Linked DNA regions of Homo sapiens: region 2 is linked to region 1. A link is a loop called in an ENCODE intact Hi-C map of the cell type or tissue named here. Cell type or tissue: Calu3. All regions are shown on one strand. Each heading gives the region's core, and the rest is flanking DNA. Links, peaks and the distances in the headings are about the cores only.

Region 1 (11,468 bases), core at 5,154-7,653:
ACCCTGTCTCTACTAAAAATACAAAAAAAAAATTAGCCAGGTGTGGTGGTGGGCACCCTGTAGTCCCAGCTACTCAAAAGGCTGAGGCAGGAGAATCGCTTGAACCTGGGAGGCGGGGGTTGCAGTGAGCCGAGATCGCGCCACTGCACTCCAGCCTGGGCAACAGAGCGAGACTCTGTCTCAAAAAAAAAAAAAGAACAAACACAAATATTCAAAATAAGAAGTGAGGCCGGGCGCAGTGGCTCATGCCTATAATCTCAGCACTGTGGGAGACTGAGGTGGGAGGATCGCTTGGGCCCAGGAGTTTGAGACCAGCCTGGGCAACATACTGAGACACTGTCTCTATTTTTTTTAATAGAAGAAATTTTTGCCGGGTGCAGCGGTTCATGCCTGTAATCCCAGCACTTTGGGAGGCCGAGTCGGGTGGACCACCTTATGTCGGGAGTTCGAGACCACCCTGACCAACATGGAGAAACCCTGTCTCTCCCAAAAATGCAAAATTAGCCAGACGTGGTGGCACATGCCTGTAATCCCAGCTACTAGGGAGGCTGAGGCAGGAGAATCGCTTGAACCCGGGAGGTGGAGGTTGCAGTGAGCCAAGATCGTGCCATTGCACTCCAGCCTAGGAAACAAGAGCGAAACTCCATCTCAAAAAAAAAAAAAAATTAAAAAATATAAGAAATGAGATCCAGCAATTCCACTACTGGGTATTTATCCAAAAGAAAGGAAATCAGTATACCAAAGAGATGTCTACACCCTCATGTTTACTGCCGCAGTATTCACAGTAGCCTAGATAGAGAATCAACCTGTGTCCATCAGTGGATGAACGAAGACAGAAAATGAGTTTATATACACAATTGAATATTATTCAGACATAAAGAATGAAATCTGATCATTTGTGGCAACATGAATAAGCCTGGAAGAGACTATGTTCAGTAAAATAAGCCAGACATAGAAAAGAAAGACAAATGCCAGCTGTTGTGGTGACTCACACTTGTAATCCCAACACTCTGGGAGGCCAAGGCGAGAGGATCACTTGAGCCCAGGAGTTCAAAACCAACCTGGTCAGTATAGCAAGACCCCGTCTCTACAAAAAAATAAAACATTAGCCAGGTGTGGTGGTAGGTGCCTGTAGTGCCAGCTACTCGGGAGGCTGAGATAGGAGGATCACTTGAGCCCAGGAATTGGAGGCTGCAGTGAGCCAAGATTATGCCACCACACTCCAGCCTGGGTGACAAAGCGAGAACCTGTCTCAAAAACCAAACAAACAACAAAAAAGACTACATGACTACATGATGTCACCCATTTACAGGATTTTTAAAAGCTCATGTCAAACATGTAGAGTAGAATAGTGATTATCAGAGGTTGGGGGTGGGGAGGTAGTGGGAGAGATTGGTCAATAGGTGTAAAATTACAGATCGAAGAAAGAAGTTCTGGTGTTCACAGTAGAGTGACTATACGGAACAACAGCTTATACCTCAAAATAGCTACTAGAAGACATGATTTTAAATGTTCTCACCTCGAAATGATAAATGTTTGAGGTGATGGATAAGCTAATCACCTTAATTTGATCATTACACAGTGTATACATGTATCAAAACATCACACACTGTACCCCATAAATATGTAGTTATTTTGTGTCAATTAAAAATGAGATAAATATTTTCCAGGTCAGGTGCAGTAGCTCATGCCTGTAGTCCCAGCACTTTGGGAGGCTGAGGCGGGTGGATTGCTTGAGCTCAGGACTCTTGAGACCAGCCTGGTCAACATGGCAAAACCACCTCTCTACAAAAAATACAAACGTAAGCTGGGCGTGGTAGGGTGCACCTACAGTCCTAGCTACTCGTAGAGCTGAGGTAGAAGGATCGTTTTGAGCCTGGGAGGCGGAGGTTGCATTGAGTCGAGATTGGGTCACTGGACTCCAGCCTGGGTGACAAAGCAAGACCCTGTCACAAAAAATAAATCAATATTTTCCATGCCAAAAAAAGATAATAACAGGAGAAAATAACCACTGAAACAGAGTATTTTATTTTGTTTTATTTTATCTATTTACTTTTCTTTGAGATGGAGTCTCGCTCTGTCGCCAAGCTGGAGTGCAGTGGCGTGATTTTGGCTTACTGCAATCTCCCCCTCCCGGGTTCAAGTGATTCTCCTGCCTCAGCCTCCAGAGTAGCTGGCGCACACCACCACATTGGCTTATTTTTGTATTTTTAGTGGAGACGGGGTTTCACCATGTTGGCCAGGCTGGTCTTGAACTCCTGACCTCAAGTGATCCACACGCCTCAGCCTCCCAAAGTGCTGAGATTACAGGCATGAGCCACTGCACCCAGCCTGAAACAGAATTTTTTTTTTTTTTTTTTTTTTGAGACAGAGTTTCGCTCTTGTTGCCTAGGCTGGACTGCAATGGCACGATCTCGGCTCACCTCAACCTCTGCCTCCCGGGTTCAAGGGATTCTCCCACCTCAGCCTCCCGAGTAGCTGGGATTACAGGCATGCACCACTACGCCCAGCTAATTTTATATTTTTAGTAGAGATGGGGTTTCTCCATACTGATCAGGCTGGTCTCGAACTCCCGACCTCAGGTGATCCGCCCAACTCGGCCTTCCAAAGTGCTGAGATTATAGGCATAAGCCACCGCGCCTGGCCCTGAAACAGAATATTTTAAAAGGAGAAAAAAATTGGCCGGGTGCGGTGGCTCACACCTATAATCCCAGTACTTTGGGAGGCCCAGGTGGGCAGACCACCTGAGGTCGGGAGTTTGAGACCAGCCCGGCCAACATGGAGAAACCCTGTCTCTACTAAAAACATAAAATTATCCAGGCATGGTAGCGCATGCCTGTAATCCCATCTACTTGGGACGCTGAGGCAGGAGAATCACTTGAACCCGGGAGGCAGAGGTTGCGGTGAGTCAAGATCGAGCCACTGCACTCCAGCCTGGGGAACAAGAGTGAAACTCTGTCTCAAAAAAAAAAAAAAAAAAAGGGAGAAAATATTATCTTGTAGACCTCTGCAGATAAGTCTGAAATCCTAGATGAAGTGATCTCTCAGGAAAATATAATTTACCAAAACTGACCCCATAAGAAAAGAAAGTATGAGGAGGCCAATCTCTATAGAAGAAATAGAAAAACTGTTATCGAGGAACCACCTCACAGAAAGAGACCAGATGGTTTCATGGGAGGATTCTATCAAAACTTCTAAGACCAGGTAGCACTAATGCTACGTGTATTGTCCTAGAACACAAAAAAGGAAGGAAAACTTCCAAATTATTTTTATGAAGTAAACACTGATACCCATACCTGATAGACAGAACAAAAATAGAAAAGTATAGACCACGCCGGGAGCGGTGGCTCACGCCTGTAATCCCAGCACTTTGGGAGGCTGAGGCAGGCGGATCACTGGAGATCAGGAGTTCGAGACCAGCCTGGCCAACATGGTGAAACCCCGTCTCTACTAAAAATACAAAAATTAGCTGGGTGTAGTGGTGCACGCCTGTGATCCCAGCTACTCGGGAGGCTGAGGCAGAAGAATTGCTTGAACTCAGGAGGCGGAGGTTGCGGAGGTTGCAGTGAGCTGAGATCTCGCCACTCCAGTCCAGCCTGGGCAACAGAGCAAGACTCCATTTCAAAAACAAAAAAAAAGAAGAAAGAAAACTATAGACCAGTATCACTTATGACTGAATATCCATAGAAAAATACTAAATATTAATAAACAGAATTCAAAAACACATTAAAATAGTACAACATGTGGGATTTATGCCAAGAATGTAAGGTTGATTCATTATTAGGAGGTTCATGAAGACAATCTACCATATGAAAATTCACCATCGTCTCCAAAGATATGGGAACACAATTCAATAGTTACTCCTGTAAAACACCACTCAGGAATAGAAGAACTGAGGAATACTTTGTTAATAAGCTAAAATAACATATGCCTTCCCTTTTACAGTCAGCCTCTCATGTAACGTGGCATTTCCACTAAGATCAGGACCAAGGTAAGGAGGCTCACTATCTCCACTATGTTGAACAATGAGCTAGAGGTGTTAGCAACTAAACAAAAGAACGGTGCAATTCAACAAAGTCAGAGTCATGAGAATCAGCAGGAAGCAGTGTATCCATCGATACTTAAAGATTATATGTTAGTACACCTGTAAAGCCCTAAAGAATCAATAACAAAACTAACCTGAACAATGTAAGAATTCTGTAAGGTAGCAGAATATAAAATTAGTTTGCAGGGCTGAGTGCAGTGGCTCACACCTGTAATCCCAGCACTTTGGGAGGCTGAGATGGGTGGATCACCTGAGGTTGCGAGTTCTAGACCAGCCTGACCAACATGGAGAAACCCCATCTCTACTGAAAATACAAAAAATTAGCCGGGCATGGTGGTGCACGCCTGTAATCCCAGCTACCTGGGAGGCTGAGGCAAAATTGCTTGAACCTGGGAGGAAGAGGTTGCGGTGAGGCAAGATCGCTTCATTGCACTCCAGCCTGAGCAACAAGAGCGAAACTCCCGTATCAAAAAAAAAACAAAAGTTTGCAGAAATCCACTGCCTTCAAATGCACTGACAATATGCAGTGAAACGATATAATGACACCACTAAAGGACTTATTCACGTATCCAACCACCACCTGTTCTCCAAAAACCTACTGAAATAAAAAATAAATAGCACTGAATAATTAATACCCTGAGAGTTGGGGGGAAAAAAAGGATATAATGATAGGGAAAACCCCATTTACAATAGCGACAAAGATGATCAAACACTTAGGAATAAACTTAAGTCACATGCAAAATGTAGATGAAGAAAAATTTAAAACCCTCCTGCAAGACCCAAAAGTACATTGGAACAAGAAGTCATCCCTTGTTCTTGGATAAGACAACAACACAAAGATATAGTTAATTTATACATTGTCACAATCTCAGTAAAAATATCAATACTGTTTTTAAGGAGCTAGACAAGTTGATATTCAAGTTCATATAGAAGAATGAACAAGCCATAGCTCAGGAAACAGTGAAAACAGAAAACTAAGAGGGGCCTGCCCCTACTCGGTAGTCAAGCATACTACAGAAAGCCTCTACATTCACAACAGCCTGGTTTTGTACCACTCTCCATCGTAACCATCCTTATCTCCTGTTAGAGCAGGGGCCTCAACCTTGACATGTAAGCAGCTGGGGGAGGCAGAGCCAAATCTCAGAGAAGGTGGGAGCCGGGGAAGCGGGGGACATCTTTCTCTGCCAGGTCACCTAAAGCTCAAGGCAACCAGAGACCCCAGCAGGGCGCGGCTGGCAGGTGTGGGTACCTGGGCTCCGATAGAGGCTCTTGGGCAGAGAGGGCGAGTAAGTGTCCATCAAGGCCACGATCTTCATGTGTCCGTACTGCTTGGCCAGCATCCGGGCTGTGGCTCCACTGTGGTCTCTCGCGTCCACCTTGACTCCCTGTGAATGTCCGTGAAAGGGGGTTAGGGGCCTCTCCTTCAAAGCACCTGCCCTTCCTGGGCTGCTGGCTGGGAAGACAGAAGGGCATATGCTGGTTTCTGACTGCCTCCCTGTGTGGGAAACATCACATCTGCATGAGAAAGAGGCAGGCTTGTCTGCACCGCAGCCACAAGTTTTGCTCTCACTCTCTTCTTAGGGACAAGGATGAGGAGGGCTGGGGGCTGGGGAGTCATCTCCCACGCTCATGACCTCCCTTGCAGGGGGCTGGCAGCCACCATGCGGAGATCCCAGCCTTCACCTTCTGCGCCTGGGCTGTGTCCCACTCACTTCGCTTGTCTTCAAAGAAAGCAGCCTTTTAAACCAGTCAGAATGAAAGCACCATCCTCTGAAGCAGAATTCGTAACTTTGATCCAAAGCTCTATAATGTATTTACAGGTCTTGCAGCGCAACAATTCCACTTCCATGACCCTAAGGAAATAACCCTAAATACAGAAAAGGCTTTAGTGCACAAAGATGTTTGGCACAGGCCGGGTGCGGTGGCTCATGCCTGTAATCCCAGCACTTTGGGAGGCCGAGGTGGGCAGATCACGAGGTCAGGAGATTGAGACCATCCTGGCCAACATGGTGAAACCCCGTCTCTACTAAAAATACAAAAATTAGCCGGGCGTGGTGGTGAACGCCTATAGTCTCAGCTACTCGGGAGGCTGAGGCAGGAGAATTGCTTGAACCCGGGAAGCGGAGGCTGCAGTGAGCTGAGATCATGCCACTGCACTCCAGCCTGAAGACAGAGTGAGACTCTGTCTCAAAAAAAAAAAAAAAAAAAAAAAAAGGATGTTTGGCACAGCATATTCACAATAATGAAAACCTACCTAGAGAAAACTTGAATGCTCAGGGGGATAAGCAGTCAGTTCTGTTATTGCCATAGATGGTGATATTTACAAACAGCTGTATGATCAAGTTGAAAAAGGATCATGGCCAAGTGAGGTGGCTCATGCCTGTAATCCCAGCATTTGACAGGCCAAGGCAGGTGGATCGCTCGGCTCAGGAGTTGGACAACAACCTGGGCAACACAGCATGAACCCACCTCTACAAGAAAAAAAAATAAACTATAATCAATACAGCATGTTTTTGGTGTCACTGTACACTGTAACTGTCCTTCTCTCCTGTCAGACCAGGCAGCTGGGGGAGGCAGGGAAGCCAGAGCCAAAGCTCAGAGGAGGAGGCGGGACCCCGGAAAGGGGGAGCATCTTTAATAAAAAATTAGCAGGGTGTGGCGGCACATGCCTGTAGTCCCAGCTACTCAGGAGGCTGAGGCAGGAGGATCACTTAAGTCCCAGAGCTTGACGCTGCAGCGAGCTGAGATCGCACCACTGTACTCCAGCCTGGGCAATAGAGCGAGACCTTGTCTCAAAAAAATAAAAAAGGATCATGATACAAAACTACATATACATTACAACTCCGGCAAAATGAGACCAAAAAAATTACACAGAAAACAATATTGGAAGGTAACATACCCAAAATGTTGCTATTTTTAAGTTATTTACTATTTTTGATGGGGATTTTTCCAATTTTCCAATCTTCTATGTTTTTAAAATGTACTACCATAAGCATGTTTGCTTTTTTTTTTTTAATAGGATCTTGCTCTGTTACCCAGGCTGAAGTGCAGCGGCGCCTAAGGAAATAATGCAGGACATACACTACAATTTAGAATTTTCACTGTGGCATTCAGCATAGTGAGAATCAGAAGGAACTTAAAATAAGAGATTAATGAGCTACGTGAGAGCATATCCAGAAAACAGAGCGCCTCCCGCCCATTTACGTGGTGGGTGGGAGTACCTGCGGTGACACGGACTAGGGTGCACAAAACATCATTAAGAGAAAAAAGGCACAGCCAGGCGCCGTGGCTCATGCCTGTAATCCCAGCACTTTGGGAGGCCGAGGTGGACGGAGCACAAGGTCAGGAGTTCCATACCAGCCTGGCCAACAGGGTGAATCCTCATCTCTACTACAAATACAAAAAGAAATTAGCCGGGCGTGGTGGTGGGCACCTGCAGTCCCAGCTACTCCGGGGGGCTGAGGCAGGAGAATCGCTTGAACCCAGGAGGTGGAGGTTGCAGTGAGCCAAGATCGCACCACTGGACTCCAGCCTGGGCGACACACGGAGACTCCAACTCAAAAAAAAAAAAAAAAAAAAAAATCACAACCCTTAAGGAGTTTTGCTACCACCCATACGGCAACTGTCTCTCCCGTTAGACCAGGGGGCCTCAACCTTGACCCCCATATGTAGTTGGTGGGGGAGGCAGAGGTGGTCTCTGGGCAGGGATACAGGACAAAAAACTGTGTTTTCACAAAGTATAAGGAGTTTTACTTTCTAGAGTGCCCCCCATCCTACTTTTGACTCTGATTAAAAATTACCTATGAGACTTTGTGCCTTAAAAAATAATTTATAGGCCGGGCACAGTGGCTCACGCCTGTAATCCCAGCACTTTGGGGGACCAAGGTGGGTGGATCATAGGTCATGAGTTCGAGACCAGCCTGGGCAATGTGGTGAAACCCCGTCTCTACTAAAAAATACAAAAATTAGCCAGGTGTGGTGGTGCGTGCCTGTATCCCAGCTACTCAGGAGGCTGAGGGAGGAGAAATCCTTGAATCCAGGAGGCGGAGGTTGCAGTGAGCTGAGATCGCGCCACTGCACTACAGCCTCGACGACAGACTGAGATTCCATCTCAAAAAAATAATAATAAATAATAACAATAATTTATAAGCTGGGCACGGTGGCTCAAGCCTGTAATCCCAGCACTTTGGTAGGCCGAGACGGGTGGATCACCTGAGGTCAGGAGTTCAAGACCAGCCTGGCCAATGTGGGAAAACGTGGTAAAACCCCATCTCTACTAAAAATACAAAAATTAGCCGGGCGTGGTGGCACACGTCTGTACTCCCAGCTACTCAGGAAGCTGAGGAAGGAGAATTGCCTGAGTCCAGGAGGTGGAAGTTGCAATGAGCCAAGATCACGCCACTGCACACCAGCCTGGGCAACAGACGAAGCAAGACTCTATCTCAAAAATAAAAAATAATTTCTTGGCTGGGCACAGAGGCTCACACCTGTAATCCCAGCACTTTTGGAGGCTGAGGTGGGCGGATCACTTGAGGTCAGGAGTTTGAGACCAGCCTGGCCAACAACCAGCCTGGTCAGGAGTTTGAGACCAGCCTGTATCTACTAAAAACACAAAAGTTAGCTGGGAGTGGTGGCACACACCTGTAATCCCAGCTACTCGGGAGGCTGAGGCAGGAGAATCGCTTCAACACGGGAGGCAGAGATTGCAGTAAGCTGCTGCACTCCAGCCTGGGCGACAGAGGGCGACTCCATCTCAAGAAAAAAAAAAAATTCTAGTTTAAGTTTGATAGAAGGAACCCTAAGGTTTAACCAGAATAAAACAGTAGCCTCTTTACTGTAGGATTTTAACTCGTTATATATTTTTGGTTTTGTTTTTGAGGCAGAATCTCACTCTGTGGCCCACGCTGGATTACACTGGCTCATTGCAACCCTGACCTCCCCAGCTCAAGTGATCCTCCCTTCTCAGCCTCCCTGGGATTACAAACACACACCACAACTGGCTTTTTTTTTTTGAGACGGAGTCTCACTCTGTCACCCAGGCTGGAGTGCAATGGCGCAATCTCGGCTCACTGCAACCTCTGCCTTCCGGGTTCAAGTGATTCTCCCGCCTCAGCCTCCCAAGTAGCTGGGACTACAGGGGCACGCCACCACGCCCCGCTAATGGGGTTTCACCATGTTGGCCAGGCTGGTCTTGAACTCCTGACCTCAGGTGATCCACCTGCCTTGGCATCCCAAAGTGCTGGGATTACAGGCATGAGCCACCATGCCTGGCCAATTTTTTTTTTTTTTTTTTTTTTAATTTAGAGACAAGGTCTCACTGTATTGCCCAGACTGGTCTCCAACTCCAGCCTCAAGCGATCTTCCCACTTTGGCCTCTAAAAGTGCTGGGATTACTGGCATGAGCCACTATGCCTGATGTGAAAATAAATTTTTAACTACTTAGGCTTTAAGAGACTTTTTTTTCCTATTTTATAATGTCCATATTACTAAAGAGACACATGATCAAAACTCATTTTAACATGAAGGTGGGATCAGAAAGTTTAGAAACCCTGGAACAAGACTATCCGGAAGGCACGAATCAACTTTCTCTTAAAGAGAGAGGCCCAGACAGATCCATATCCTCTTCTCCTGACTGAGCTGCTGGGGCTTGGCCCCACTGGCAGAAGGGAAATGGGGGACAAGGAAAGCAGCCACAGCCCTTTCCTCCCCTAGCAAAGAGCACAAGATGCCCAGACTTGCCCCATTCTCTACCTCCAGAAATGGAGCCCAGCTCTGGAGGGACAGGCTGGGAAACCGGGTGGGCCCCCTCCTCTGGCTCCAGGTGGTCTAACTACTGGGCGGCAGGAAAAACGTGGGAGAGAGGAGCTTCCAGGCAGGGCTTGCCCACCAGCATCGCTGGCAGGCAAACCACCCAGGCCATCGGGCCACCTGCTGCCAGTCCTGCCCCATCCCCCAAAGCAGTCACTAACCAACACTTTGATTCTTGTCAAGTGCTGGAGGAAGAACTCAGTGTTGAGTTCCTGAGTCTGATAATTTTGTGTGACTGGGAAAGAGAACATTTTTGCTTTTAGGAAATACATAATGAAATTCTTACTCTCAGGAAATACATATTTAGGGGAAAAGGGGCATTATGTCACAATTTACATTTAAATGATTCAGAAAACATATGCATGTTATACATAAAGAGACTGATAAGAAAATGAGGTGAAATGTTAACATTTGGGGAATGTGGTAAAGGCATGCAAATTGTTGGCCAAGCACCGTGGTTCCTGCCTGTAATCCCAGCGCTTTGGGAGGCCAAGGTGGGAGGACCACTTGCAGCCAGGAGTTTGAGACCAGCCTAAGCAACTTAGTGAGACCCCAACTCTACAAAAAAATCAAATCAGCTAGTGTGATAGCATGCGCTTGTGGTCTCAGCTACTCAGGAGGCTGAGTTGCAAGGATCCCTTGAACCTGGGAGGTTGAGGCTGCAACAAACTATGATCGCGCCACTGTGCTCCAGCATGGGCAAACAGAGTGAGACTCTGTCTCAAAAAGAAACAAACATACAATCAAAAATTATAAGAGTACATATCTCTTATGATCTCCAGTTCTACCTTACTTAAAATGACTCTAAACTTACAAGTAGAGGCTCTTTATGGTTCTGGGCTATTGATTCTATGATGTGTCTTAAGGAAGTCTAGTTCATGTCAGCAGGATTATCTGTCAAAGAATTATCTGGCCGGGCATGGTGGCTCAGGTCTGTAACTCCAGCACTTTGGGAGGCCAAGGTGGGAAGATTGCTTGAGGCCAGGAGTTCAAGACCAGCCTGGGCAACATAGTGAGATTTTTGTCTCTACAAAAAAAAAACAGCCAGGCGTGGTAGTGCGTGCCTGTAGTCCCAGCTACTGAGGAGGCTGAGGCAGAAGGATTACTTCAGCCCAGGAGGTTGAGACTACAATGACCCATGATCAGGCCACTGCACTCTAGTGTGGTGACAAAGCAAGACCCTATATAAAAAAAATAAATAAAAAATACAAAAATAATTATTTGCAGAAAAAGAAACCCAAATGGCCAGGGAGCCAAAAAGTCTAACATCCTGGCCAGGCACAGTGGCTCACGCCTGTAATCCCAGCACTTTGGGAGGCTGAGGCAGACAGATCATGAGGTCAGGAGTTCGAGACCAGCCTGGCCAACATGGTGAAACCCTGTCTCCACTAAAAATACAAAAATTAGCTGGATATGGTGGCACACACCTGGAATCCCAGCTACTCGGGAGGCTGAGCCAGGCGAATTGCTTGAGCCTGGGAGTCAGAAGTTGCACTGAGCTGAGATCACACCACTGTACTCCAGCCTTGGGGACAGAGCAAGACCCCACCCCAAAAAAAAAAAAAAAAAAAAGGCCAGGCACGGTGGCTCACGCCTGTAATCCCAGCACTTTGGA
Region 2 (11,468 bases), core at 4,167-6,666, 310 kb after region 1:
AAAAAATACAAAAAATTAGCCGGGCATGGTGGCGGGCGCCTGTAGTCCTAGCTACTCGGGAGGCTGAGGCAGGAGAATGCCGTGAACCCGGGAGGCGGAGCTTGCAGTGAGCCAAGATTATGTCACTGCACTCCAGCCTGGGTGACAGAGTGAGACTCCGTCTCAAAACAACAACAACAGCAACAACAACAACAGGAATGTTCTGGAGGCTGGAAGTCCGGAATCACCATGGAGGTAGGGCCCTGCTCCTTCTGAAGGCTGTAGGGGAGGACCCTTCCTTGCCTCTTCCAGTGTCTAGTGGCACCTCGTGGCTTGTGGTTGCATCACTCCAGTCTCTGCCTCCATCATCATATGGCCTTCCTCTCTCTCTGTGTCTCCTCTTCTTGTAGGGATGCCAGTCATTGGATTTAGGACCCATCCTAAGTCCAGTATAACGTCTTGAGATCCTTAACTAATTCCACCTGCAAAGATCTTACTTCCAAGCGAGGTCACATTTTAAGGTTCCGGATGGACATGAATTTTGGGGCATGCTACTCAACTTATTATGTATGCATACAATAGCTAACCAGATACACAGTTATATCTGCATTAAACAGATATGAAAATCCCTGGTGCCCATCTCTCCTGGGCTGCCCTGCCCTCCCCCTGGGGTTTTACCAAAGTGCCAGACCTGGTGTCCTGGAGAGCTGCATCCCAAAACAGCCACAGTCCTGACGTCAGAAGGTTGTGATGAACCCTGTCCAGGGTGCCACCTGTCCTTCCCGTGAGCTCTCTTGGGGCACGGAGAGTGGAGCTGGCTGCCACACAGATCCTGGGACTCTGAAAAGCCTTCGTCGTTTTGGAGCTGGTGGCTGGGGTTGTCATTTGTGAGAGCAGAGCAGGTGTGGTGTTTTGTGTGATGGCACGAGGGCCATCTGTCCACCCAGCTTCTGCTCCCCAGCCCTGCCCAGCACAGCTCGTCAGGGGAGAGGAGGCGGCTTGCACTTGCGTGTGTTCATGGGCGGTGACTCTTCCGTGGATTTCTCTGGAACTGTGGGTGGCGGGTTTCAAAGGAACAGCCAGCTGACTCGTGGGTGCGGCGGGTATCGAGAAAGAACAGCCCTGTGGGGGAAGATGGAGCTCCGGAGGGTGGGCGGGAGCTGGGATCAGGCCTGAGCTGTGGGGCCCTGCTGATGCCTGTCTCAGCCACAGCGCTTTCCTTGGAGGCCTCCTGGGGCCTGGACCCAGAGCGAGCAAAACATGCCCAGGGCTCCCTGTGGCCCAGAGGCTGCCTCTGGGATCAGTTCTTGGGGCACAGACCCCTGGGACCTCTGCGGAGCCAGGTTGGACGCAAGCAGCTGCAGTGGGAGCTGGGGTAGGGCCTGGGAGGAAGGGAGCCCAGGGCCTCCAGGGATGTCAGAGGCTGTGGCTACCAACTTCTCCCTCTCACTTCCCTGCCTCCCTTAGTGCCCAGCCCCCAACAAGGCATTTTGGAGGAATGCGGATCCCCAAAAGTCACATTTTTTTTTGAGACAGGGTCTCACTCTGTCACCCAGGCTGGAGTGCGGTGGCATGATCATGGTTCACTGTAGCCTCAACCTGCCGGGCTCAAGCGACCCTCCCACCTCAGCCCCAAGTAGCTGGAACCACAGGTGTGCGCCACCATGCCTAATTCTTGTATTTTTTTGTAGCGGCGGGGCCATGTTGCCCAAGCTGGCAAAAAGCACAATTTGAAACCTCTAAGCCAGGATTTTTTTTTTTTTCCGGACACAGACTGCTTGGAGAATCCCATGAGAACTCAGGACACACACACGAATTTCATTTGTTTTGGGGCCCCAAAGAGTCCTTGAAAGCCCACCCATTGACGCCAGGATGGGAACCTTTCTGGGGTCTTTCCGAATACTAAAGTTCTGTGCAGAGCACCCCAGAAGCTGAGACGTGTCACCATGGCGATGGCCCAGCATGTGGAACTCTCAGGGTTCCCAGTTGAGCTGCAGAGACTTCAGTGTGCAGTCCAAGACCACCGTGCCTGTGCCTGGGGGTCTTGAGTCACTACTGTGGGTGGGGGAGGGGACCCTTATGCTGCTGGGATCGGAGCACATGAATCCCCAGCCGGCTTGCCTGCAGTTTGATGACTTTAGCTCTTGTATATTTGTGTCCCCACCAGCACCATAGGTTGGTACTGGAATCTCAGACACTTCTGCCTCCTGCTCCATGTCCTATCTAAGGTCTGCCGTCCAAAATCTAAATGCCTGAGTCCCAAAATGTGCCTCTCCTGTAACAATACAAGTGTCACACGTTTGGGTTGCCGGAGACCCCAAAACCCAATACAAATTGCCTCAAGCAAAAAATGGGAATTTATGGGTTCATGTAATTCGGAAGTCCAAGAATGATCTGGCTGGCTTCAGGTATAGCTGGATCCAGGCATTCAAATCATGTCCCCCCACCCCCACCCCAACACCCTCAGTCTAGTCGTTTTCCACACTGGCTCACCCGCTCCATCTCTTGGTTCTGATCAGGTCTTCTCCACACTGGAGAAGAGTTGGTTTCCGTTCCTCCTCCTTGTGGCCCACCTTGGCCCACCTTGTGGCCCTCCTTGTGTCTAACCTTGGAAGTTAGACAGTCCCAGCAGAGAGAGTTTCTTCTTCCAGCTGCAGCAGAAGTTCCACGATGGGCTCTGACGGGCTGACCCGGGGCAGGTGCCTAACTCTGGACCAATCTCTCAGGCCCACCTGCAACTTGGGGTGAGAAGACAGTGCCACCCAAACCACCTGGATGGAGAATGGGGGAGAGGTACTACCCTGATAGCAACACGCTAGAGGCTCACAGCCAGGGCTCCTGGGTTTTGGGGTCTCCGGCAACCCAAAACGTGTGACACTTGTACTGTTACAGGAGAGGCACATTTTGGGGCTCAGGCATTTAGATTTTGGACGGCAGACCTTAGATAGGACGTGGAGCAGGAGGCAGAAGTGGCCACCTCCCCGGGCACTCTCATTACCATGGAAGGCTTCAGGTCACAAGATGTTGCAACTTTCCCACAGCTCCCTGTGGTTGCCAGGGCACATTCGGTCTCTGGGTAGGGCAGACTGGCACTGCCAGGGAGTCAACCCCCAGGAGCGGCCCTCAACCAATGATGAATGGGTGTTGGCTGATAAATACCCCAGCTTCCTCGCCCTTGTGTGGTGCAACCAAGACCTGTTCTACCAACTGTCCCAGAGGCCCCCAGCAGGATTGAGCCCCTGTTGCCTACAGTATAGACTTGCTCACTCCTGCACTCTGCACAGGCTGCCTTCCCTCCCTGTCCTCTACCAGTGCTTCCTGGGGCCGCCTCCCCAATAAAGTACTTGCTCTCACCTCCTTGTCTTAGTTTCTGCATCTGGGGAATCCTAGCCTAAGACAGGGCTGTTGCTAGAAGAGAGACTGGATGTCGGGCAGGCAAAGAAAATCAATAACACAATGACAAATTAAAAAGAAATTACAGGCTGGGTGCGGCAGCTCATACCTGTAATCCCAGCACTTTGGGAGGCCCAGGCGGGTGGATCACTTTAGGCCAAGGGTTCGAGACCAGCCTGGCCAACATAGTGAAACCCCGCCTCTACTAAAAATACAAAAATTAGCCAGGCATGGTGGTGCATGCCTGAAATCCCAGCTACTTGGGAGGTTGAGGCATGAGAAACGCTTGAACCCGGGAGGCAGAGGTTGCAGTGAGCCGAGGTTGCACCATTGCACTCCAGCCTGGGGAACAAAATGAGACTGTCTCAAAAAAAAAAAAAAAAAAAATTCCAGGGGCCACAGGACTCACACCGCTTGGCATGTTTGAGTCACCTGACCTGGGACCCCTCTAACTTTGCTGTGACAGGCCCTCTTCAGGTACTGCTGCCTCTGGGCCTGGATTCCAGTGCACAGGACTGTCACTTTTCCAACTTAGCCGCCAGCACAACAGAGATGTCCCCTCAGAGGTCATGGTTCTCAGGCCAAGGGTCATTTCAGGATGGTCATCATGGCCATCATCGTGGCCGTGGCGTCAGACTGAGAGTGATCCCTGTAGATTCCAGGATCTGCAGCCAGGCTTGGGAACTGCTCTTAGGAATACACCTGAATGACTCTAAGGCGCCTGACTTTGCAGCTCCTTTTTAAGAGGCAGAGCCCGTTTCCCTTCTCCCTGAATCTGAGCTGGCCTGGTGACTTGTGCAGGCGCCCACCAGGGCTGCCAGATCTTTAAAGAGAAACCAGCAAGCTGGAATTTTTGTCAATCTCTGGACTTTTTGAGATGGAGTCTTGCTCTGTTGCCCAGGCTGGAGTGCAGCGGTGCGATCTCAGTTCACTGCAACCTCCACCTTCCGGGTTCAAGCGATTCTCCTGCCTCAGCCTCCTGAGTAACTGGATTACAGGCTCCCACCACCATGCCTGTTTTGTATTTTTAGTAGAGACGGGGTTTTGCCATGTTGGCCAGGCTAGTCTCGAACTCCTGACCTCAGGTGATCCGCCCACCTCAGCCTCCCAAAGTGCTGGGATTACAGGCGTGAGCCACTGCACCCCCGCCCTTATTTATTTTAAAATCTCTTGACTTTTAAACATGGGTAACTAATTTAAATTCTATAAAAATACTGTGAGGAAAAACTAAGCCCTGGTCATTCAAATTATGGTCAGGGGCCAGGCGCAGTGGCTCGAACCTGTAATCTCAGCACTTTGGGAGGCCATGGCAGGAGGTTGACTTGAGGCCAGGAGCTTGAGACCAGCCTGGGCAACTCAGTGACACCCCTTCTCTGCAAAAAAAATTTTAAAAATTAGCTGGGCATGGTGGCATGTGCCTATAGTCCCAGCTACTTGAGAGACTGAGGTGGGAGAATCACTTGAGCCCAGGAGGTCAAAATTGCAGTGAGCCGAGATCGTGCCATTGCACTCCAGCCAGGGCAACAGAGCGAGACCCTGTTTCTAAGAAAGACAAGAAGTGTGGTCTGGGGACCTGAAGCATCAGCATCGTCAGAGAGCTTGTTGGAAACGCAGAATTGCTGGCCTCACCCCAGGCCCAAATCTGCATTTTAACAAGATCTCCTCGTGACCTGTGGCATATTAAAGTTTGATAAGCACTGGATTAAACAAGCAGGGAACAGGACTTGGCTCCAGGATGCCGTTGTGACTTCTGTTTCAGGATAAGCCACACCTGCTAAGCCCTAGCAGTGACCTAAGTCCATGATTCAGAATCCACACACCACCTGGTGGCTCCTTTTATTATATCAATTTATTCAAGTGATTAAAAAACTTCTTGGCAGCAGGATGACAAAACAGGTCTGTAAACATGATCTCATCCCCCCATCCCTTCTTCCAAGGAGCTTCCTATGACAGGAAATCGAATTCTAGTTGGCAAATCCAGTGATGAGGTCTGTAGAAAAGGGGTCCCGTGTCACAGCCAGGAAGGCAGACTCGTCCCTTTAACCCACTCCAGCCAGGGGTGCTGGCCAGGATGTGCTGTTCTGTCATGACGTGGTCACTGAGTCTGGTTCGTTGGCAGCCCCTTCCCCAGGAGGAGGGAGACTCTTTGGCAGTGCGGCAGCCCTCCCGGGGGCACGGGCTTCTCGGCAGCAGACACAGGCAGGCCAGAAGCAGGCAGCTGAGCCTCTCCAGCGAGCATGGTATTGCTAGGGTTGCAGGTGCCCTGGCAGGTGGCCAGGTGAGGGGCTGAGGCACAAGTGCTATCAGGAACTTGGCTGCCCCACAGGGGCTGAGGACACCCAGATGGTCCACGCCAGTGGCCTTGAAATTTCCCCTGCAGAAGCCAGACCGTGGGGAAACAAGCTTTCGCGACGTGCCACCCCGGGCAGCTTGAGGCTTCAGTCCTTGAAGGGGTTGTGGGCGCCCCCTGGCTGCTCCTTCTCTGCGGCCAGAGGCTCCCCGTTCATCTCCTGCAGCGGGTGGTATGCATAGTCCCCATGCAGGCGCCGGTTCCTCTCTGCTCTGGACAGGAGCAAGGACAGGTTTGCTGCAGTGCTGATCAGCAGGAGGAAGGCCAGCGCCAGGGTGAGGGCTAGCCAGGCGGTCCTGCAGACAGGAGAGAAGCCCCAAGTGGGGGACTGCTGGGTGGGCTCAGGGCTTGGGTAGCACTGGAGGGGCTTCCCTCTACCCGGCATAGATAGCACTAAATCAGGTGCCTCCAGGGACCACACAGGGAATGTTATGAGCAAAATGGACTAGGTGGGGATGGGGCAACATTTAAGACATGTGCAGGGAACAGCAGAGGCAGTCATGACGTACAATGCAGGTCCGTGCTGCCCCATCTCCTGATTTTTTTTTTTTTTTTTTGAGACAGAGTCTCGCCCTGTCATCCAGGCTGGAGTGCAGTGGCATGATCTCAGCTCACTGCAATCTCCGCCTCCTGGCTTCAAACGATTCCCCTGCCTTGGACTCCCGAGTAGCTGGGACTACAGGCTCGAATCACCACGCCTGGCTAATTTTCGTATTTTCAGTAGAGACCAGGTTTCACCATGTTGGCCAGGCTGGTCTTGAACTCCTGACCTCAAGTGATCCACCTGCCTCGGCCTCCCAAAGTGCTAGGATTACAGGCGTGAGCCACCACGCCTGGCCTGATATTTTAAGAGAAGCCATTAAAAAGGTTTTTAAGGCTGGGCGTGGTGCTCATGCCTGCAATCCCAGCACTTTGTGAGGCTTAGGCGGGCGTATCACTTGAGGTCAGGAGTTCAAGACCAGCCTGGCCAACATGGCGAAATCCTGTCTCTACTAAAAATATGAAAATTAGCCGGGCACCTGTAATCCCAGCTACTCAGGAGACTGAGGCAGGAGAATTGCCTGAACCCAGGAGGCGGAGGTTGTGGTGAGCTGAGATCGCACCACTGCACTCCAGCCTAGGCAACAGAGTGAGACCCCGTCTCAAAAAAAAAAGTTTAAAAAAATGTGAATGTTACTGATTTTTAGATGCTGCTGATATATTTTAACTTTTTAAAAATTATGTAAGCCAAATAAAACACAGCTGGATGCTGGGCATGGGGGCTGGGAGGCCAAGGTGGGAGGATCACTTGAGCCCAGGACTGTGCACCTCGTCTGTGCAAAATAGTGAGATCCTATCTCTAAAAAACAGTAAGAAATAAAATTAGCCGGGCATGGGGGCACGTGCCTGTCGTCCTAGCTACTTGGGAGGCTGAGGCGGGAGGATCGCAGTGAGCTGACTGTACTACAGCACTTCTGCCTGGGTGACAGAATGAGGAAACCTCCTGCCCCCACCCTGGGATCTCATCTAGCCCAGTTTGCATTCTGAGCTCCAGTGGGGGATGCTGACAACAGAGGCTGGGCACTCGAAGGCCCTGGGCTCTGCTCCAGGGTCCCCAAAGCAGACAGTGGGGAGAGCTGGTCCCGCTTCCTCTAAGGCAGGGAGCTGGCAGGGGACAAGGGCAGAGATGGACCTCACAGGGGAAGGGTGCGGGAGAGAAGGGGGATTCCTCCCGCCCTGGCCCCAGCTCCCACAGAAGCACCTACCTGGTGAAAAAGGAGAGTTCTCCCGCCCTCAGGGTGGCTTCAGGTGGCTGGAGACACTGCTTTACTGTAACATACCAGAGACAGGCTGAAGGGGCCGGAGCAGGAGCGTCTGCCCATACCCCTCCCCTTGGAGGGATAGGTACCTCTGGAGACGCTGCAGTTGCCAGTCTTGGGGTCACAGGGACAATGGTGCTCACACTTACAAGGCCTCTGGCAGCCCGGCCCATGCCAGCCAAGGGGACACTCTATGGAAAGGAGATGGGAGGAGGGAGGAGGGAGGAGAAAGGTTGGGGCCTCCAGTGTCAGAGCCTTTCTCGACAGGACAGGATACCTGCCCCTGCCCATGTGTACAGAGCCGGGCTAAAGGTGAAGCACCCCCTGCCCTCCCTGGACTAGCCCCTGAACGTGACCTTATTTGGAAGCAGAATCTCTACAGAGGCACTGCAGTTAGGATCTCAAGATAAGACCGTGCTGGATTTGAGGTGGGCCCTGGAGCCAGAGCCCGGGGACCCTTGTTTTAGCCGAGCCCTTTGTGGAACGGGCCGCAGCAGCCACAGGGGAGTCACACAGTGATGTGCAGGTGAGGCCGGGGCAGAAGACAAGAGGCAAGCATTTCCCAGACCAGAAGGTGGAGACAGAAGCAGCAGAGGAGCAGTGGGGGCTGCCGGGGGCCACCGTCTCCCCATCCGCTAGTGGCGTGGCAGCTCCTACCTTCACTGCAGTTGGACCCGGTCCATCCGGCATCACAGCGGCAGCCGGCTGCCGAGACAAGACCGGGGAGGCCAGGTGAGGGCCTAGGGCAAGGCAGGGCTGGGCAGAGCCCCCTCCCCAGAACCCCCACTCACTCTCCGTGCACAGTCCGTGCTGGCTGCAGTTAGAGGGGCCACAGTCCAGCTCATCACAGCCGGGACCCCGCCAGAAGTGCCCGGTGCATTGGCAGTGCCCGTCCACGCAGGTCCCGTGGCCGTGGCAGTCAGGCGGCTGGCAGCGGGGTTCGTGCACACACACCACGGTGGACACTTGGCGGGGACAGCGCCACATGTTGTCCTGGCTGTAGAGGGATGTGATGTGTGAGGAGAGGACACCCCCAGACGGCCCCTCAACTCCCTCCAGGCTGCCCCCAACCACCCCTCTCTCCATTCTCACCTGTCTACCTACCTACCTACAAGATGGCGTCTATCTATTTTTGAGATGAGGTATTGCGATCCTTCCACCCGAGCCTCCTGAGCAGCTGTAACCGTAAGGTGTGCACCATCACGCCTGCCTAATTTTTTTTTATTTTTTCATAAAGACAGGGTCTATGTTGCCCACACTGGTCTTAAACTCCTGGGCCCAAGCGAACCTCCCACCTCGGCCTCCCAAAGCACTGGGATTCCAGGCGTGAGCCCCTGTGCCCAGCCCTCTCCAGTCTTTTATAGGTTCCTCCGCTCCCTACAATCCCTCCCAGCCCTGGGCCTTTCACATGTGGTGCCCTCTGCCCGGAAGGCTCTCCCACCCCCACCCAGCTACCACCTCCTTCAGATCTCAGTTCTTATTCTGTCATCCTCAGGGAGGTCTTTGCTGACCAACTGACCCTGCTCCTAGGCCTGGGTAGTACTGGCATCCTGGGGGAGGGACTGCAGCAATTTCTGCTCTCTTGAACCCCCGGGGCCTGGCACATAGCAGGCACTCAATATTGGCTGAATGAGACAGGCTGGGGCAGACCTGGACTTCAGCCCTCACGAAGGCGGCTCTCACGTGCTTACCAGTGATCTGACGGGTAACTGGCCAAGGTCCCGTTGAGCACAAAGGTGGCAGAGCCACCCCCATCCAGGTTGATGGCGTTGACCACGTCCTGTTTCAGCAGGAACTCCGCCATTTCCCACAGGTTGATGCTGCGGCACAAAGCGGCGCTGCTCAGGCTCAGCGCCCACCATCATTTCTCATTTAACTCCTTTTCCTTCCACAGTGCAGAGCATCACGCCCACAGTGCAGGCACATTTCTAAGTGGCCCCCGCCCCCAAGCATGTCTCATCCTAGCCCCCGGAAGCTGTGAACACGTGAGATCACACCCATGCCTGTGCTGTTACATGGCATAGGAATCCTTAAGGGAGGGGAAACGGCCCGGAGGATCTGGGTGCAGCCACTGGAATCACAGGAGTGTTCAACACAGAGAGCCTTCTCTGGCTGGTGACAGAATAGGAAGTGAGATTTGAAATACGAGGGGGATGAGAGGGTGGCCGGACAACTGGGGGAGAGGACACACATGGGAAGGAACCTGGGCAGCTTGAAGGAGCTGAGGCCCCAGATGGCGGCCAGCAGGGAAACCAAGACCTCAGTCACAACTGAGGAGGCGACGGGGATTCTTCCAACAACCTAAACAAGAGGATTCTTTCCAGATAAGAGAAGAGCCCTGCCTAACCAGCATCTTGGTTTTGTCCATGGGACACCCTGAACATAGAACATTCCAAGTTGACCAGCCTGGCCAACATGATGAAACCCTGTGTCTACTAAAAATACAAAAATTAGCCAGGTGCGGTGACTCACGCCTGTTAATTCCAGCACTTTGGAAGGCCGAGGTAGATGGATCACCTGAGGTCAGGAGTTCGAGACCAGCCTGGCCAACATGATGAAACCCCATCTCTACTAAAAATACAAAAATTAGCTGGGTGTGGTGGCGGGTGCCCGTAATCCCAGTTACCTGGGAGGCTAAGGTGGGAGGATCACCTGAACCTGAGAGGTAGAGGTTGCAGTGAGCTGAGATTGCACCACTGCACTCTGGCCTGGGCGACGGAGTAAGACCCTGTCTCAAAGAAACAAACAAACAAAAGAACATTCCCTGCTGAGTGTTGCTAAATTTGTGCTGGTTATGCAACCAGAGCAAACCAAAACACTCTCTTTACAGGGGCTAGAAATGAGGCTCAGGGAGGCCGAGGGACTTGTCTACGGCATAGGTGGGTAGACAAGTCATCGATGGCTAAGCTGGGATTGGAACCAAGATCTTCTCCCTGCTCACTTTGTGACCATTTCCTTGTATCCTATCTAGGGTTCAGGAAAGGTGAGGCCTAAAGCTGAAGATGATGAGTTCTTGGAATCGGCAAAGATCTCAGAACCCTCATCCTGTGGGAAGGTGAGGGGGCCCTGGGAGGGGGGACAGATAGGTGTCAACATCCCAGAAAGCAGGTAGAGTCAGAGGGTGGCTGTCATTGGGTCAACGTTCCTCCTAGCAGGACTGAGCCCCGGCCGGGGGGCCTCAGCTCCCAGGACTCACCCACGCTGCTCCGTTTGGCCGTCTGCATGAAAGAGCACCAGCTGCCCTTTCCGGTCGTGGCCAATGGCCGTCCTGGCTGATATCACATTCACAAATTTGCTAAAGGAACCTGAAGGAAAAGCAGCCTGGCTGATCACCGCCCCTTGGGAGGCCTCCTGCTTCTTGCCTAACTCCACTTCCCACTGGTCTGAGCTACCTGGTACCTCCCTGGGAAGCACAGCAGCCTCCTTGCTCGTCTCCCTGCCTCCCCTCTGCACATCCCAGTCTCCCCAGGGCAGCCGGGGGGTCTCTTCTTACAGGTAAACCAAGCTATGCCAGCCTCCAGGTGAAGACCCTCTAATGGTTTCCCCTGTTCTTAGAACAAAATCCAAAGAGCCAGCATGCCCTCCCCAGCCTCTTCCTCCTCCTGCCTCAGCTCCTGGGTGTCCCCTCACCACCCTGCAGCCACTTTGCACTTCCTGTTCCCTCTGGCTGGGAACTGTGCTTTTCTCTAGCTTGCTCCTTTGTCAGATCACCTCCTTAGTGAGGCCTTCCTTGACCGCCCACTCTTTTTTTTTTTTTGAGACAAAGAGTCTCGCTGTGTTGCCCGGGCTGGAGTGCAGTGGCATGATCTCAGCTCACTGCAACCTCCACCTCCCAGGTTCAAGCAATTCTCATGCTTCAGCCTCCCAAGTAGCTGGGACTACAGGCACACACCACCATGCCTGGCTAATTTTTGTATTTTTTTTTTTTGTAGAGATAGGTCTCACTA

Evidence for each region. Hi-C counts contacts between places; a loop is a spot of excess contacts. Peaks named below come from ENCODE experiments on the same cell type or tissue, not always from the same donor. Only the 100,000 strongest peaks of a DNase experiment are listed, where the experiment ranks them.
Region 2: a loop joins it to region 1, with 2.8 times the contacts of the local background. A loop is called at or near these places in 2 of 110 quality-filtered maps.

The regions. Positions count from the first base shown.
Region 1 is chr16:4,708,757-4,720,224 of GRCh38, forward strand. It overlaps ANKS3 (ankyrin repeat and sterile alpha motif domain containing 3), which reads right to left. Exons shown (of 18, transcript NM_133450.4): 7 at 5,295-5,430. Among named protein-coding and RNA genes, the nearest start is that of ANKS3, 20 kb to the right of the region's middle. RefSeq lists enhancers at 4,884-5,525, 5,526-6,165, 9,292-9,894, 9,895-10,496 and a silencer at 9,752-10,046. In Calu3, for the core only: no CTCF peak of the experiment used is centred there; no DNase peak of the experiment used is centred there.
Region 2 is chr16:5,019,668-5,031,135 of GRCh38, forward strand. It overlaps NAGPA (N-acetylglucosamine-1-phosphodiester alpha-N-acetylglucosaminidase), which reads right to left. Exons shown (of 10, transcript NM_016256.4): 4 at 10,718-10,826; 5 at 9,213-9,341; 6 at 8,313-8,518; 7 at 8,179-8,226; 8 at 7,611-7,712; 9 at 7,468-7,531; 10 at 5,177-6,018. The coding sequence ends at 5,811. Among named protein-coding and RNA genes, the nearest start is that of NAGPA-AS1, 8.3 kb to the right of the region's middle. RefSeq lists a silencer at 5,741-6,035 and an enhancer at 8,780-9,979. In Calu3, for the core only: CTCF peaks have their summits at 5,162 and 5,509; DNase peaks (open chromatin) are centred at 5,164 and 5,834.